2 separate regions of the Homo sapiens genome follow, and region 2 is linked to region 1. The links are chromatin loops, found by intact Hi-C in ENCODE. Cell type or tissue: Caco-2. All regions are shown on one strand.

Evidence for each region. Peaks named below come from ENCODE experiments on the same cell type or tissue, not always from the same donor. Only the 100,000 strongest peaks of a DNase experiment are listed, where the experiment ranks them.
Region 2: a loop joins it to region 1, with 7 times the contacts of the local background. A loop is called at or near these places in 2 of 110 quality-filtered maps.

The regions. Positions count from the first base shown.
Region 1 is chr5:170,221,984-170,229,983 of GRCh38, forward strand. No RefSeq gene overlaps it. Among named protein-coding and RNA genes, the nearest start is that of C5orf58, 7.0 kb to the right of the region's middle. In Caco-2, a CTCF peak has its summit at 4,071 (motif pointing right); a DNase peak (open chromatin) is centred at 4,078; H3K27me3 peaks cover 328 bases.
Region 2 is chr5:169,263,040-169,271,039 of GRCh38, forward strand. All of the region lies in intron 1 of SLIT3 (slit guidance ligand 3), which reads right to left. MIR585 (microRNA 585) reads right to left here and starts at 655; the gene lies at 562-655. In Caco-2, a CTCF peak has its summit at 3,029 (motif pointing right); no DNase peak of the experiment used is centred here.

The DNA of each region.
Region 1 (8,000 bases):
TTAAAACTAAAAAAATTAGCTGGGCTTGGTGGTGCGCACCTGTGGTCCCAGTTACTCGGGAGGCTGAGGTGGGAGGATCACTTGAACCCAGGAGGCTGAGACTTCAGTGGGCCATGATGACTCCACTGCACTCCAGTCTGGGTGTGAGTGAGACCCCATCGCAAAAATATATAATAATAATAATAATAATAATAATAATAAATTGACTATGATAAAATATAAGCCTGGAAATGTTAAGAGGGTGCTTGTGACCCAACAAGGATGGGGCCTGGCCTTGGTGGAGGAATGGCCCTTGGGGGACTTGCAATACTGTGGCGGGCTCCTGGCATTTGCTGGCTTTGTGCTGGCTTTGACTATGGGAAAGCACCCCAAAGGTTAATGAGTGGCCTGGCCAGTTGGCACCTGGCTGACGTGAGAATTTGAATCCTGCTGCCCTTGGGATGGGGGAAGGGAGGGAGCCCCACCACTGCCCACTCTCCCATTTCACCCCCACTTGACCCTGCAGCACCTATGGAGCCACTAGGGAAATCAACATCCTGTTAGTTTGTGACAAGTGGGCCTAGGATAATGGAAAAGAACAGGCAGCAGTTAATACATGACATGAGGGTTTGCCCAGAGAGCTCATGGCTTTGGAAGAAAATAAGAGTTGAGAGACAGCCAGGATATCTATCTTTACATTGTGAATTTAGTAATTCATGAAGATCTTAAGACGCATTTCTCTAAAATGCTTTTTCCAGTGATCATTATAATTGTTTTGTGGTTGGGAATTGAGGGAGCAAGGGAATTTCAGGGGGAAAATAATCTAAGCAAAACTTTCAGCATGTATTTCTTGAGTTCCTTCCGAATACAATGTATTGATTTGAAGGAATTAATTCACAGTTGTGCAATCATAATATGACAAACTATGTTCATAAACAACATAGTACATATAATGGTTAAAAGCCACAGGTTTGGGATCAGACTTGCATCTGAAGCCAGTACTGCAATAGCCAGCTGTGTGATCTTCAGCCACTTGCTCGAGCTTATAGAAATAGGCAGTGCAGCTGGGATTTGAACCCATGCGTATATTATCCCAGAGGCCTGGATCCCTAAGTCAAACAGTTTTGGAATGGAAAGATTTGTGGCTTTCTGGGGTGTCCACAGTCTCCTCTCCTCCATCTATGTGATCTGTCTTGCACCAACTGCAGTTCTAGCCGGAGAGTGTTCTGCCTGCTGTCTCGTGCACCTGAGAACCTAGGCTTAGGGACACTTTTTGTGTTTAGGCTCTCCCATCTGTCTCCATTTCTAATTTTGTCAGAGCCATGAATTAAGCTGGAAACAGATCCAATTTATTAGTTCCATTCCTGCTCCATGATTGTGCCCAGAGGCTCGTAGACACACACTGTAAATCACAAAGAATAATAATAATAATAATAATAATAAAGAGCTCTCTGTTGAAAGCTGCCTTAGGGGACATCTGTCAGCTTGTTGAGGACCCCCAGAGAGCCAACTTCCTCTTTCCTCCTTCCAGAATAAACCACAAGAAGAGGAGTCAGTAAGTGAGGGAAACTTTAAGGTCAAGTGGAGACAAATTCCCAGCCCCATCCACTTTCTTGGCTAGCCATAAGCATTCTTATCCTTCTTTTCTACAAAAACAGGAAATTTATATATTAATGTGCCAAGCCCTTTGCACAGATCAAATGCAATCCTCCCAACAGCCCTATTAACTAAATACAGCTACTCAAATTATCCTCATTTTATGCATGAGGACACTGAAGAGTTACAGAGGATAAGTAACTCGAGGATGCACACCTCATTAATTGAGGAGCTAGGATTTAGATCCAGAGCCTCATGATTCTAAAGCCTGTTTTTTGTTTGTTTGTTTGTTTGTTTTGTTTTGGCCACACTAGGTTTCTAGAAACTTCCAGTTCCTTCTTAAAAGTCCTTTTTGGGCATTCCGGCCTAAATCCCAAAACTGTGGTCTGGGTACAAGAGAGAATTAGGCCAGTGAGAAAAATTTAAACCACCCTGCCCTCTAAATGTCTGTCTTCTTTCGGAGACTGGTGAAAGTTTCTCAATCACTCAGCAAGTAATCTCATTGTGAGCCAGGCACGGAACTAAGCACTTGCAGAACAGAGGCAAACTAGACACAACTGCAGGCCTCAACAAGCTCGGTCTAGTGGGAGAGGCAGATTGGAAAACAAACATGGCAAACCATTCGAGGTAGTCTCAAGAATGGAGGGGATAGATAACAAGATGTAGGGAGAGGAGTTTCTAAGCAAATGTCCTATGCAACCCTAGAAACAATATGGAGGAATAGAAGGCTGTGAGAGGAAAATAAGATCTCAGGGCCCCAAATTCACTGTGCCAAAGGGAAAGGGCTCATCCTGGAATCTGAGTCATGAACAAAACAAAAACAAAAACAAAAAACAAAAGCAAAAACAAAAAACAAAAAGACCTGCCTTTGCTTTTGTTTCTAAACTGATAGCTACAGATAGAAGGTTGCATGTCTCCACAGAAGGCCTTCCTCACCCTGACAATGTAAATCAACAGCTTATCTTCATGGGTATGGGACAAGAGGAGACTAGAAATTGTCCCCACTCCCCATCCCAAGACAAATGTGCATTTGATTGACTGCTTCCTCTACTCCATGTTTACTTTATCTTATGTAAAGTGCAGATTTACTGAGCATGAGACAAACATATAATTGACTATTTCCTCTACCCCCTCCTTTTCACTACAACGTGTGGAATGTGACCATATCCTCCCTTTATTTTCTCTTTCCCCTTTCTCATCCTACCCATTTTCCCCTTTAAATATCAAAGCCCTCAAAATTCTCTTTGGAAGAAATAGGGCCACAGATCCGACTGTGGCTTGTGTCTCTTTTTCCCCATTGTGTTCTCAACCTTGGCAAAATAAACCTCTGAACTGATTGAGATCTGTCTCAGATACTTTTTGGTTTATAAGGCATAAGGCCCAGCCATTTCCCAGCTGAGTAATCTGGAGTCCAACCCTGAGTCTTTCTGAGTCTCAATTTCCTCAGGCATACAATGGGAATATGAATTGTTTCCAAGGCTCTCACAATTAAATGAGATCATATAGGCCATGCTTAGCATCCCATTCTTCCATCACCAGGTGTCACCTATCACGGAGTCTGTGCTGATTCTACTTCTAAACATTTCTGTAATGTCATTTCCATCTCTTCTGCCAACATGTTAAACAAGGCCCCATCATCTTCCCCATGGATGACTGCAATACACTCCCAACTGGACTTCTCATATCTATTCTTTCCTCCTGTCCAATCTGTTCTCCATTGTGAAGCCAGGATCACCTTTTTAAACTCCAATTATGAGCATACCACCCACTACCTCCCATTCGTCACCTGCTTAACACCCTTCAGTGGCTTCCTACAGGCATCAGGAGAGAGAATGTAACCCTCTGCATAGCATGGTTGGCCCCTGCTCCCTCTCCAGCCTCATCTCACCCTGGGTTCCCCCTCACTCCCTGCATCCCCGCCTTGCTGACATTCTTTCAAGCTCTCCCATCTGCCAGGATGCCTCCTGACATGAGGGCCTGAAATATGCTGTTCCCTCTGCCTATCATGCTCGTTTCTCCTTCTCATCTCAGCCCAAATGTTCCCTTTCCAGGGAAGCCCTCCCTGAAAGCTGCCCCAGCCGTGTCACCGTCCCCACTGGGACATCCTTCCTTCCTTGATAGCTTCTAATTGAATCCTCACTTAATATGCATTTGTGTGATGTGTGGATTCCAGTCTGTCTCCTTCACCAGACCATGAGCTCCATGGCTCACCCCTACATGCCTCAAACTTAGCATGGTGTCTGATACACAACAGATGCTCAAGAAAGGTTTGTTGTATGAATATTAAATGCATGGCACTTGGGAAGTTTATAAAATTGTGACTTCCTTTTCCCTTGTCTAGGGCTTCTTATATATGAAAGTTAAAAAAAAGTGTGTTTTTGTTTGGTGGTTGTTTTAATGAAACATTATTTGTCAAAGTCTCCAACAGTGCAGATCCCTAAGATTTCCCTTTCTGCAAAAGATGGCCAGCAGAGGGCCCCATAGGAGCAATTACTGAAGTCAGGTCAGCGAAAACAGCAGCTGCTGAAAGATAGCCGATCCTGTGCCCAAATCTCTGGCAGTCCTTGAGCAGCTTGGAGAGAACATCACCATCATGGAACCCTGGCCCACTATGTCCAAAAACTGTTTGATCTGGCCTCAAGAAACAGGAGTTCATAAGGCAGGAGATCAGAGCCCTGCGTAGACGGTTTTAATGCAAATCCCTGCTTGTTTCTTGAGTTGCCAGTTTCACGCTTAAGAATTTGTAGTCAAGAGCTCGCACAGTTGGGTAGAATCACGCATGAGTGTTAGGGGAGATTTGCTTTCTTTGGGGGCCACTTTTCGTTTTCCAGTCAGTAGTTTTATTTCCATTTTAATTTTCCGAGCATCTGGCCCCCAGCAACAGCCTGTGGTTTGGAATTCATGGCTCTGTTGTGTGTTTACGCACTACACTTGCTTGTAATTGACAAATTTAAATTCTGGTCATATTTCATTTATTACCCAGACCCAGGGAAAAATCCTAGGCGAAAACCTAATTACAGCAAAAGTGCCACAAGGTAATTGCTGTGAAAGAACTCCTGCAGCAGCAGGGCTGAATATTTCATCCACCCATAAAATGATTATGCTGACAAGATTCTGAAAAATAATAAAATCTGTTTAATAAAAAAGAAGCAAAATATCAGTGTTTTTACACACAAAGTATTAAAACATTCTTCATTTTGGACAGATCCTAAGTCATTTGATTTTTATTCAAATGATGATCCACAGCTGAGATAGTTCTTTTATCAGAAACCGGGGTTGGGTAATCCCTCCCACATGAGGCTGTGTGGAAGCTTCCAGGCCTGCAATGGCCTTCTGGAACAGTACTGAATCGGCTTGCCACTGCTCTATTGGATCTCTGGTCTGTGCCACAGAATCAGAAAGCAGATGGAATGAAAGGAGAATGCCTTTAGTTTAGACTGCTGTCACTCCCCCACATTCTCCCTGGCCACCATGGGGGCTGTCTGTCCTTCTCTCAGAGGACCTAGAAGGCATGCAGGTGTGACTTCTGCCCTCAGAGCTTTGTTGAGTCCATCAGGGCATCTGGGGGTAATTTGCATCTGGGTGTCTCCAACTGTCCAGGATACCACTATAGCAGGGACCACTGCATTCATTCAGCTACTGAACAAGGTTGTATGGAGCATTTACCATGTGCCAGGAATTGTGTTAGACACAGCGTTGATAACAGTGAACTAGACCCTTGGTTCCTGCCCTTGACAGGAACTATATTACAGTGAAAGAGACAGGTCAAAACCAAAACAAAAAGTAAACAGAAACATAAATAAAGCATAACAAATTATATCAAGTACTGCATGGAAACACAGAAGGGGCTGGGAGAGAGGATGGGGCGATATCAGAGTAAGGCCTCTCTGAACCCTAAAGCAAAACAAGGAGCCAACATGGCAAGCTCAGAAGGAAACAGGTTCCAAACAACCGCTGGCCTGTGCCAGGCCTGAGAGGAGAGTGAGGGGAAGGGAGACTGGAGCTGTGGGGCCTTACGGACCAGGGTCAGGAGTGTAGTGTTTATTCCATTAAGGGAAACCCCTGGGAGGCTTTAAAGCAGGGGAAAGACACAATTCCATTTACATTTTAAAAAGCTCATCCCACTAGAGGCTGGAGCATATACAGTGGCTCTTAGGGACAAAGATGGTAGGTGGTGGGAGCAGACAGGAAGGACATTATTGTAACACAGGGCAGGACCAGGGCAGTGGGAGTAGAGGCAGGAGTACAGGGGGTTTTTGAGTATGGAAATTTACATATAAAAACATAAATATTTTACAAATCATCTAACATCTCAGATGTTAGCATTAGACTTTCCATTATGGTTGCAAGTGAAACTAGAGATCAAAAAATAAAATACAGCCAGGTGTGGTGGCTCACGCCTGTAATCCTAGCACTTTGGGAGGCTGAGGCAGGAGAATCACCTGAGGTCAGGAGTTTGAGACCAGCCTGGCCAACATGGTGAAACCCTGTCTCTACTAAAAATACAAAACTTAGGTGGGCGTGGTGGAGCATGCCTGTAATGCCAGCTACTCAGGAGGCTGAGGCAGAATTGCTTGAACACAGGAGGCTGAGGTTGCAGTGAGCCGAGATTGCACCACTGCACGCCAGCCTGGGCAACAGAGCAAGACTCTGTCTCAAATAAATAAATAAATAAATATAAAAATAAAACAAATTACTAGGAAATAGAAGAAACAAAGACCTAAATTAGAAAGAACTTGAAGCTGGGATGCCCATCTCCTTCTTCTCACTTTAGAGAATATAGACATTGAGTCTTCGTATCCTCGTAAGCTGCCAGCCAGTGTTTCTCAAACATGATCCAAAGACTTCCTAGGTTAAAATAGAAGGAGTCGGGAGGGCAGGGGATTACAAATGCAGATTCAGGGAGCCTCACCTTAGATTCACTAAAGCTGAGTCTTTGAGGTGGGCCCCAGAATCTGCATTTTCACAAGCTCCCTAAGTTGTGCACTGCAGAGTCTGAGACGCTGTGCTTTAAAGTGATTGATGTATCATGCTGAGAAATCACCTGACAGGGGTTAAAATTATGACTAGGCTAAATAAATAATCACGAAGAAATAAATCTCATTATCATTAATGTTAATAATCCTTGTAAACATTTTCGTAGATACGCTTCCAAATTTGCTCTTATGCACATATGCATTCTTTTTTTTCATAACAAAACGTGAGTACACCCTTATATTCTATAGGAATTGACTTCATGAACACAATACGTCTTTTGATAAAGACGCTCATTCTTCATTGCCTGGATGCTGATGAGGGCACAGTGTGGGGGTGTGGGGCAATGCCCAGAGGGAAATGACATCCACCAGGATCTATGTCTTTAATAATCAGAGGAGGTATTGTGGGGGAATGGATGCCTGACATGAGAGAATTAGAAACATATTTTATTTTGGAACAGACAGGTATTCTCTGATTGGTGGATCTCTGGAAATTAACACAAATTGTGTCATGAATATGCCTTGCCGGATGAAGGCATCTTCTAAAAAGCCAAGCACAAAGAGTTTTCAGACAAAAAGGCATAGCAAGCAACTGTCAAAACACAGTGCCATGTTGAATATTGTCAGCTTCCTTCCATCTGCTGTCTCAAAAACCTAGCTTCTCTCTTGCATTCCAGGGATGCTGACGGAGGAGGAGAGCCAGATTCTGGCACAGTAAGTTTATCTGTTTTATTATTTTGGACATCACGGTGGAAAACTTCAACATTCTCTTGGCTTTCGTATCTACTGAATCTACAAGGTTTCACACTGTTTGCTTTTCTTTCTTCAGGGTTGAAGTGTTTTGGGTAGAGAGTTGCCAGATTATCAAATAAAAATACAGGATTTCCCATTAAATTTGAATCTCAGATCAACAACGAATACATTTTGAGTATAAGTGGGGGCCATATAACATTCAGGACATACTTATACTAAAAAAAAAATCTGTTGTTTCTCTGGAACTCAAATTTAACTGGGTGTCCTATATTACATCTCATGACCCTGTTCAGAGGGAAATATTGATACAGAACTGTAATTTCTTAATTAGAAGTGAAAATGCTTCAGTTAACGTAGGAGCAATATGGATGTTCATTAATAACATCCTTCTATATTTCAGAAGTGTTTCTCCTAAAGAAAAAAAAATGACTCTGGATAATGTAACATCAGCTACTCGAAGAAGACAGTGGGCAGACACTGAAGCTTTTAGTTCACACCAGGGTAGCAGAAGTCAGCTTGCTTCTTGCTTCCTTTAAGTGATTGGCTTTGGTGAACGCAATAGTTGTTCGGGTACACAGGAATCTGCTTAATCTTTCAAATGCTGGTCATGCTCCCCAGGTAATGATCCAACACATGCTTATGTTGCTGCCTCCCAAATTAGTGCACACAGGGTTGTACAAAGTCAGGTTCAGGAGG
Region 2 (8,000 bases), 960 kb before region 1:
TTATTAGAAGAGGAGACAGGGCTGAGCAAAGTGGCTCACACCTATAATCCCAGCACTTTGGGAGGCTGATGCAGAAGGATTACTTGAGGCCAGAAGGGAGTTTGAGACCAGCCTGGGCAACATAGCAAGACCCTATTTCTACAAAAGAGAAAACCAGCCAGGCATGGTGGTACTTGCCTATAGTCCCAGATACTCAGGAGGCTGAGGTGGCAGGATTGTTTAAGCCCAGGGGGGCAGAGGCTGCAGTGAGCTATGATTGCACTGCTCCAGCCAGAGTGACAGAGCAAGACCCTGTCTCTGAAAAATAATAAAAAGACGACGAGACAGACATGCAGGTATAGTGCCGTGTGACAACAGAGGCAGAGACTGGAGTGATGCAGTTACAAACCAAGGAATGCCAAGGGCTGCTGGCAAGCCCAGGAGCCAGGAAGGAGCAAGGAAGGGCCCTCCCCTGCAGATTTCAGAAGGAGCCTGGCCCTGATGACACCTCAATTTCAGATTGCGAGGCTCCAGAAGTCTGAAAGGATGATTGCTGTTGTAAGGCACCCAGTTTGTGGTACATTGTTACAGCAGCCCTAGCATACAGATACGCCCAACGTTCAGGCTTTCTCTGGGCGTATCTGTGTGCTAGGGCTGCCATAGCACAGACACCCCACACTCCCCCTGCAGCCTCCCCCAGCTGCTCCATCTCGTGCTGGCTTCTCCCTTCCCTGAACTTCTGAACTTCTGGATCATTTACCCTCTCTCTGCACAACTCATTTTGGTCTTTCATCACGTTGCCTTGCTGCTGCCTGTTTCCTGTGTGTCTGCCTTGTCTCCCAAAGGACCTTGAAGAGGATACTCCCCAACTTCCTCCAGACACCTTGGATGAAGGCCTCATGGAGACACTCAGAAAAATGTACACTAGGTTTCTCGGGGTGGAGAAACGGGGTTTTTTTTTTTTAAACATTTTACATTTTGCTTATCAGTATTATCAATGTTTTCTGGAGTAAACATGTATTATTCAATATACCTCCTACCTTCCAAAAAAAACCACTGAAAAAAGGAGTCCAGTTAACCTAAGACTCTCCCCATAGATAAAGTGACCATGCAGAGTTTAAGCCATTCAAGACTCTGGAATTTTAGCCATTTAGCCAAAGGAAGATGCTTTTTGGTTTTGGGGGTTGTTTTTTGAGACAGAGTCTCGCTCTGTCTCCCAGTCTGGAGTGTAGTGGTGCAATCTCGGCTCACTGCAACCTCCACCTCCTGGGTTCAAGGGATTCTCCTGCCTCAGCCTCCCGAGTAGCTGGGATTACATGCATGTACCACCATGCCTGGCTAATTTTAGTAGAGATAGGGTTTCACCATGTTGGCCAGGCTGGTCTCAAACTCCTGACCTCAAACCCACCTCAGCCTCTCAAAGTGCTGGAATTACAGGCGTGAGCCACCGTGCCTGGCCGGAAGATGCTTTTTGATGAGCCCAAGGGCAGACCTCTGAAACTGCTCACATCAGGCGGTCCTAATGGGTGTCTTCCTCTGTCTCCTCTCCCCAGTCCAAAGGACCTAATGCCACCCACCCAGCTACCCTGATGAAAGAGAGAAACAGCATGTGTTTGAAAACCATCAAATCACCTTCCTACCAGGTCAAGGAGAGCAGTGTTTCCCTTTGGGCCACCCTTATAGGGCTCCCATCTCATGCTTTACCTCTCCAGACTCACACCACAGGAGGCATTATTAACTATTCTGATTTTTGCACTTCGTTCTCATCTGTTACATAACCACATGCAAGTTTAAAAACATACACGCATTTGGGAAAGAAATGAGCTGAATTTGATTTTAAAAACTGGCTTCACACTACCTCAGTTGTTTGGGAACTAAGCCTCTCTGGGCTAAATTTTTGGCTTGGCAACACTCTCGCATATATAATTTTACACCTGCAAAAGCTTGCAGCCAGCCCTGTGCAGACAGCTACCTGCAGGGAGAAGAATGGGCCAAACAGAGGGGCAACCCGGGTGGTTGGATGTGGTCATGGTGAGGGCATGTAAAGAGGAGTATTGGGCATGGGGTCTCTTTTCCTTCATCCCTTGCACCAGGAGGACTCCCTGCCCCTGTTTTGCTCAGTTCAGCTCCATGCTCAAAAACAAACAAACAAACAAACAAACAAAACGTACAACTAGCTCTTTACTGGGAACAGCAGAGACGAACTTGCAAACTGGTAGCCCACCGGTGAGTTCTGGCCTGCAGACCTGCGTAGTCTGGTTCTCACTGTGATTTTCACATATGCAAATTAATTGCCAATTTGGGAGCATTTCAAATACAAATCTACAATTCTGGCTTGTCTCCAAAGGTCAGTCCATCAAATAACAATGGATTTTAGTGGCCATCATAAGCTGGTACTAAGAGGCAATTGCCCACTTTGCATAAGGTACATGCCTGCAATTCACCAGTCCACCTGATCCAATTCCCTCACTCAAGTTACCTGCTTAATCTTTTTTCGCATCAGAGTTTGAGATCCCTGCTGCCAAACATAGCGCTTAAGGTGGCAGGCCCTAGAATCAGATAGCCTGGGCTCAAATCTTAGCAAATAGAGCATGATTTTAGGCAGGTTATTTAACTCATCCCTAAGCTTCTGTTTCTCCATCTTAAATGGCCATAATCACAGTACCTACCTCCTAGGATACTGCAAGAATTAAATGAGATGATACGTATAAAGTGATTCTAGCCCAGGGCTGGTCATGCAGTAAGTACTCAAGAAGTAACCATCAATTGGCTGATTATTATTCAGGCAAAATGTGAGCACAAGTAAGATGATGATGTTGGCAGGACCTCCGTGCTTCTAACACAAAGGTGCACCTGGTCAAATCCACAGCTCCACCCCAAATCTCCTTCATCCACTTCAGGCACATCAAAGCATCTGCAGAGACAGTGCTTCCTTCCTGTCACACAGAGGACAACCCAGCCAACACACTCAGAAATAAAAAATTCTTCCTAAATTCTTCCTGTAATGACTTAAGGCAACGTATTCTTTTCTCAGCACTAACCTCCAGGTGGCGACTATCAGTCCAAAAGTTTCACCTTTTATTTCCCTTATCATGCCCAGAAATCTCAAACCCTTCCAAACTCCTTGCAAGGCCTGTTCTCAAAACACTTCCCTGCACTGCATAGGAGAGCACATGATAAAATGGCTCCTCCAATCACCGGGAGGCAGGAAACAAATCCTAGAAGAGACTGGGGCCAACCTTTGGAAATGTGGCAAGAAATGTAGGGAATACGGTATGGCAAGGATAGTGCTCTGTGTTCACCAAACTGTTCCATTTTCCTCCTAGGCAAACAACAAGATTAAATTTCCTGTGCCCTTTGAATCTAAGTGGGACCATGTGGCTGATTTCTGAAGAAAAGGAATGTGGGTGGAAATAATACGTGCCATTTCCAGGCAAGGCTATAAAACATCCTGCAAGCATGACACTCTCCTTCCCTTTCTTGTCTTCATGGCATGTAGAGATCATGTGTCATAAATGGAGGGGTCCCCCAGAGGAAAGCAGCCTGGGTTCCTAAGTGACAATATGGATCATAAGCCACCTACCACCACCCAGACCAGCTCTACTGGACTGGGTGGGTGGGAGGAAGAGGAAGAAATACAGCTTTATATTGTTTTGTTACTGATATATCTGGGCTTATTTGTTGCTGCAGCTTAGCCTTGTCTATGCTAACTGATACACCTAGCAATACGGCATAGTAGGAAAGAATGGCCCAAGTTAAGCATCCATGATCTTCATCCATGATAATCCAGAGCATGACTTTGTAAAATTTTCCTTCCTCATCTTTAAAAGGAGGAAAATAAACTGATCCCCTAGGGTCACAATAATTCTCACTGGCTTTGGATCCTAACACATATTACCTTAAGCAATGTTTTTAAGAAGGCCACTTAACTCCGGTCAATAGAGGTACAAATGCTGCACCCAACCAACATTAAGGTCCAAATAACTTTCTGCTATTTACTATGCAGGAGCCAATCTACAATGAGTGTTTACCATGTGCCAAGGACTATGCTAAACACTTCACATTTGGGGCCTTTTTTAATCCTCACAACCAGCCTATGAGGTTGATGCTACTTATTAGTCCCATTTTATGATTGAACAAATAGAGGCACAGGGAGATTAAGACACCTGTCTATGGTCACAAGCTGAGAAGTACCAAATGAACAAGGATTAGTGGCTGAAAATTTAGCAATCAACTTGCAGCAAGTAAATATAGAGTCCTAAAGGGTGAAAGAGAAATTGAAATGACCTGGTCAGAGAATTTTAGTAACATACTCAAAAAGTTTAGCTAAACTAATAAGCTCCAACTTACTGGGCTCCAGGGCCATATCTGATTTATGTTTGAATCCCTAAGGCTCAGCACAATACCTGGCACATGAAAGGCACAAATCAATATCTGTTGAATGACTGATGTTAACTTGAGCTCTTTATTGACAGTTTTAACTGAGTTACATTTGCCCTTAATTGACAATGGCTTGAGATCTAAAGTTGATGTACTTCACTTATACCAGTAAATCTGGGTATCAGTTAGAATTGGAATGACCATATGATTATCCAAACTTGAATACTTTTGTGAGTTAAAGGGGAAGTCATTAATAATTATACCACAGAAACAGGCAAAGATCAGATCAACACAAATGGTCATTCCCAGCTTGAGCCACAAAATATCGGCAACAGGAGTGGGTGACAATGGAAATACTCATATGGGGCCTGGTTGCCCACCATGTCTTTGTTCTTAAGGAGACCTTCTTCCTGTCCACTTGGGCTGAAGACCACTTCTAAGTCTATGGCTATTTGCAGGACACATCTTGGTTAAGTGTCATTTTCTGAATGGTGCCCACCTCCCAAGTCCAACCAGTCACAGAGCACATACACTATTAACTTTTAACATAGGTGCAGTAATCACTTTAAGAAAACGAAGGAACAGCCCAAGGAATGCAATGATTGCTGCAGGAATATAAACATGGACTGCATTGGAACAGGCTACATACTTTGTATAAACACTAATAAAGTGAGTTCAGGCTGAGCTGTGACTTTAAAGGAAATTCTTCCCCATAAACATGTCCTGCCATGCCCTAATAACTCTTTAATTTGATGCACATTTGGGAAGGATGATGCGAAGTAATCACAGAATAACGTTAAGGTCTGTTGCGAAGGAGGAGTGGCGGAGGGGGGAATGTGATGCAACTTGGTGCTAACACCATGCACCAGAGAGTTAGCTTCATTGCTCATTTCACACATGGAGGGAATTTGCCGAGTGACACGCAGGAAATCAGAGACAGGTCTCTGCAGGTTCGACCCAAGGAAATTCTGAATGTCATCTGATGGCACCACATAAGACTCCCAGTCATTTTCCTGCCTGTCTTTCCTTGCTGGAGACAGCAGAAGTGGCCCTCACTTGCAGGCGGAACTCTCCAATTTCCAGATCAAGGCTCTTCCAATTTGAATGAGATATAAACTCCTTGAAAGCAGAGAACCTTTCTTACACATCTGGGCATCACCCACAGAGCAGACACAGCCCCCATATCCATGAGAGAAGGCAACAGGGCACGGAGTTGAGGAACACTGGACAGCAGCTGTAGCATCAGGCCTCCAGTCCCAGTTTCATTACTACTCGTGTGTTTTGGGCAAACCACCCTTATCTGCAAAATGGGTTAGCAGCACTTGCAGAACCTCAGAGGGTTTTTGAGATGCTCAAGTGAGCCAATGCAAGACAAAGCATTTTATAAATTTTTTAAAAAGTTGTACTGCTGGAAAACTATAAAAATAACAATTAATAATGGTTTTCCCACGTATTGATTTATCATGTCATATCAGGCACTGTTCATCTCCCCTGAAATATTACAGGAATCCTATAAGGGGGACACTCTTATTATCACCATCATCGTATGTTATTATGAAAGCCAAAAATAGTATTTATGGGAAAGTGAGGTCCAGAGAGGTTAAATAACTTGCCCCAATTCACACATCTTCAAAGTATTATCCACGGAGTAATGATTCTGGAGGACAGGCCTGGATGGTCTGAGCTCCCTGCTCTTTGCTCTAAACTCTCAGGGACTTGAAGGTGCCCAGCTTGTCTCCTTTATTAGCCTGTAAGCAATAAGGGCAAGGGCTGTGGGGGTTCACCTTCATGTCTCCAGGACCCAGGGAAGAACTAGGGAGGTAAACCCTTTGGATCCAATGACTGCAGGTCCTCCCTCTCCTTAACCACTCTGACTTATATACCAACTCTTGTTGACTCCACGCAACCGGCCTTGGCCCAAGACACAGCTGATGCTGTCTTTGGCCAGGTGCTTAGCACTGGGCTCCTCCACTCTCTATGGTTCTCCACCTTTACTGACATGAGAGGCCTCAAACTAATGCCCCAGCTGCCTAGAAATGTGTCCCCAAACAGCCAGGCAGATCCTCTGCACTCACCAGGCTCATTCCAAGCCCCATGACTTTGCTCAGGCAACTCTCCCATCTGTAATACCCTCTCCCATGGATCAAAATGAACTGCAGCTGTCAGGAAGCTTGGCTGAGGAATGGGGACCTACTTCAGTAGAGTGATGAAGATTTGGAAAGGAAGAGAATGCAGTCTGACAGTGGGACCAGAGTGGGACCACCAACCCCATTCAGGCAGAAGCCACTTCTCCCATGTGGCACTGATAAAATGCCAAGGGGCAGGAATTAGGGAGGGAGAAGGGCCCAACTGCCTCTCCAACCAAAACTTCATGTCCACTCCCAACGAAGACAAACATCCTTTCATCATCCATGAAACCATATCTTGCTTATTATGACAATTTTTAAAACTTCTGATTATTCCTTTGAGAATCCAATTTGTTTCCTTTGCAAGGAGGAAACAATTCTCTTCTCAGTTTGGGAGGTGGGGACATTCCATTTATCTTAAGGGGAGGGAAATCTGTTTCCTATTACAAATCACGTTCTGTAGGTCTGTTTGTGAAAAATAGATCTCTACACTTTACATAAAAATGAAAATTCTCTTTACTCTTACAAACATCCATGAAGACCCACAAGAGGGAGGCTCCCGCCCTCTCCTCAGCCATTGCCACAAAGATTGGATTCTCATCCCTTGCTCAGAAAAATTTTTACTCTTTCCTCAAAAAGCAGCAGTGTCCCCAAGTCATCCAGCACACCTGAAAGAGTATACAGTAATTCATTCAATCAGCGTTTATGAATGGCAACTTAGTGCCAGGACCGAGTCTAATCCTAAGAAGGCACAGATTAAAATAAATACATCACGCTCCATATCCCCGCACACCAAGACAGGGGTCAGCAAACTACAGCCCACAGGCCCGATCCGGCCCACTGCCTGTTTTCATATGGATTGGGAGCCAAGAATGGTTTTTATATTTTTAAATGGTTGGAAAAAATCAAAAGGATAATATTTCATGACACATAAAAATTATATGAAATTCAAATTTCAGTATCCATAAATACAGTTTTCTTGGAACCAAGCCGCACTGATCCGTTTATACATTGTCTATGGCTGCCTTCACGCGACAGGGGCAGAGTTGTGTAGCTGCCACTGAGACTGAGAGACCCAGAGCCTAAATATACATGTATGACATGGCTGTCTGCTGACCCTGATCTAGGCGCTTATATAGTCTAGGAGGGTCGAAAACAAGAAAGCGGCAGTCAAAAAAATAAGAATAACAAGCACAACAATAGTATGGTGGATGAAACATAATGGTTAAAAGTGTGGGTTCTCACTCTGCATCAGACTGAAGCTTATTCTGCACTTGGGGGACAGAAGTAGCAACATGACTCTGGGGAAGTTATTTTAACTCTCTGTGCCTCTATTTCCTTATCTGTAGTATGTGGATAATCTATAAAATGGGTGTCCTCTTCCTTAGGTTGGGTTAAGAACTAGGCAAGGTTATACATGTCAAACGGCTAGGACAATGCCTAGCTCATAAGTGCTCCATCTCTTTGCTCTTATTGTTGCCAGTATTGCTGCTCACACAACTCCAGGGGGCATCG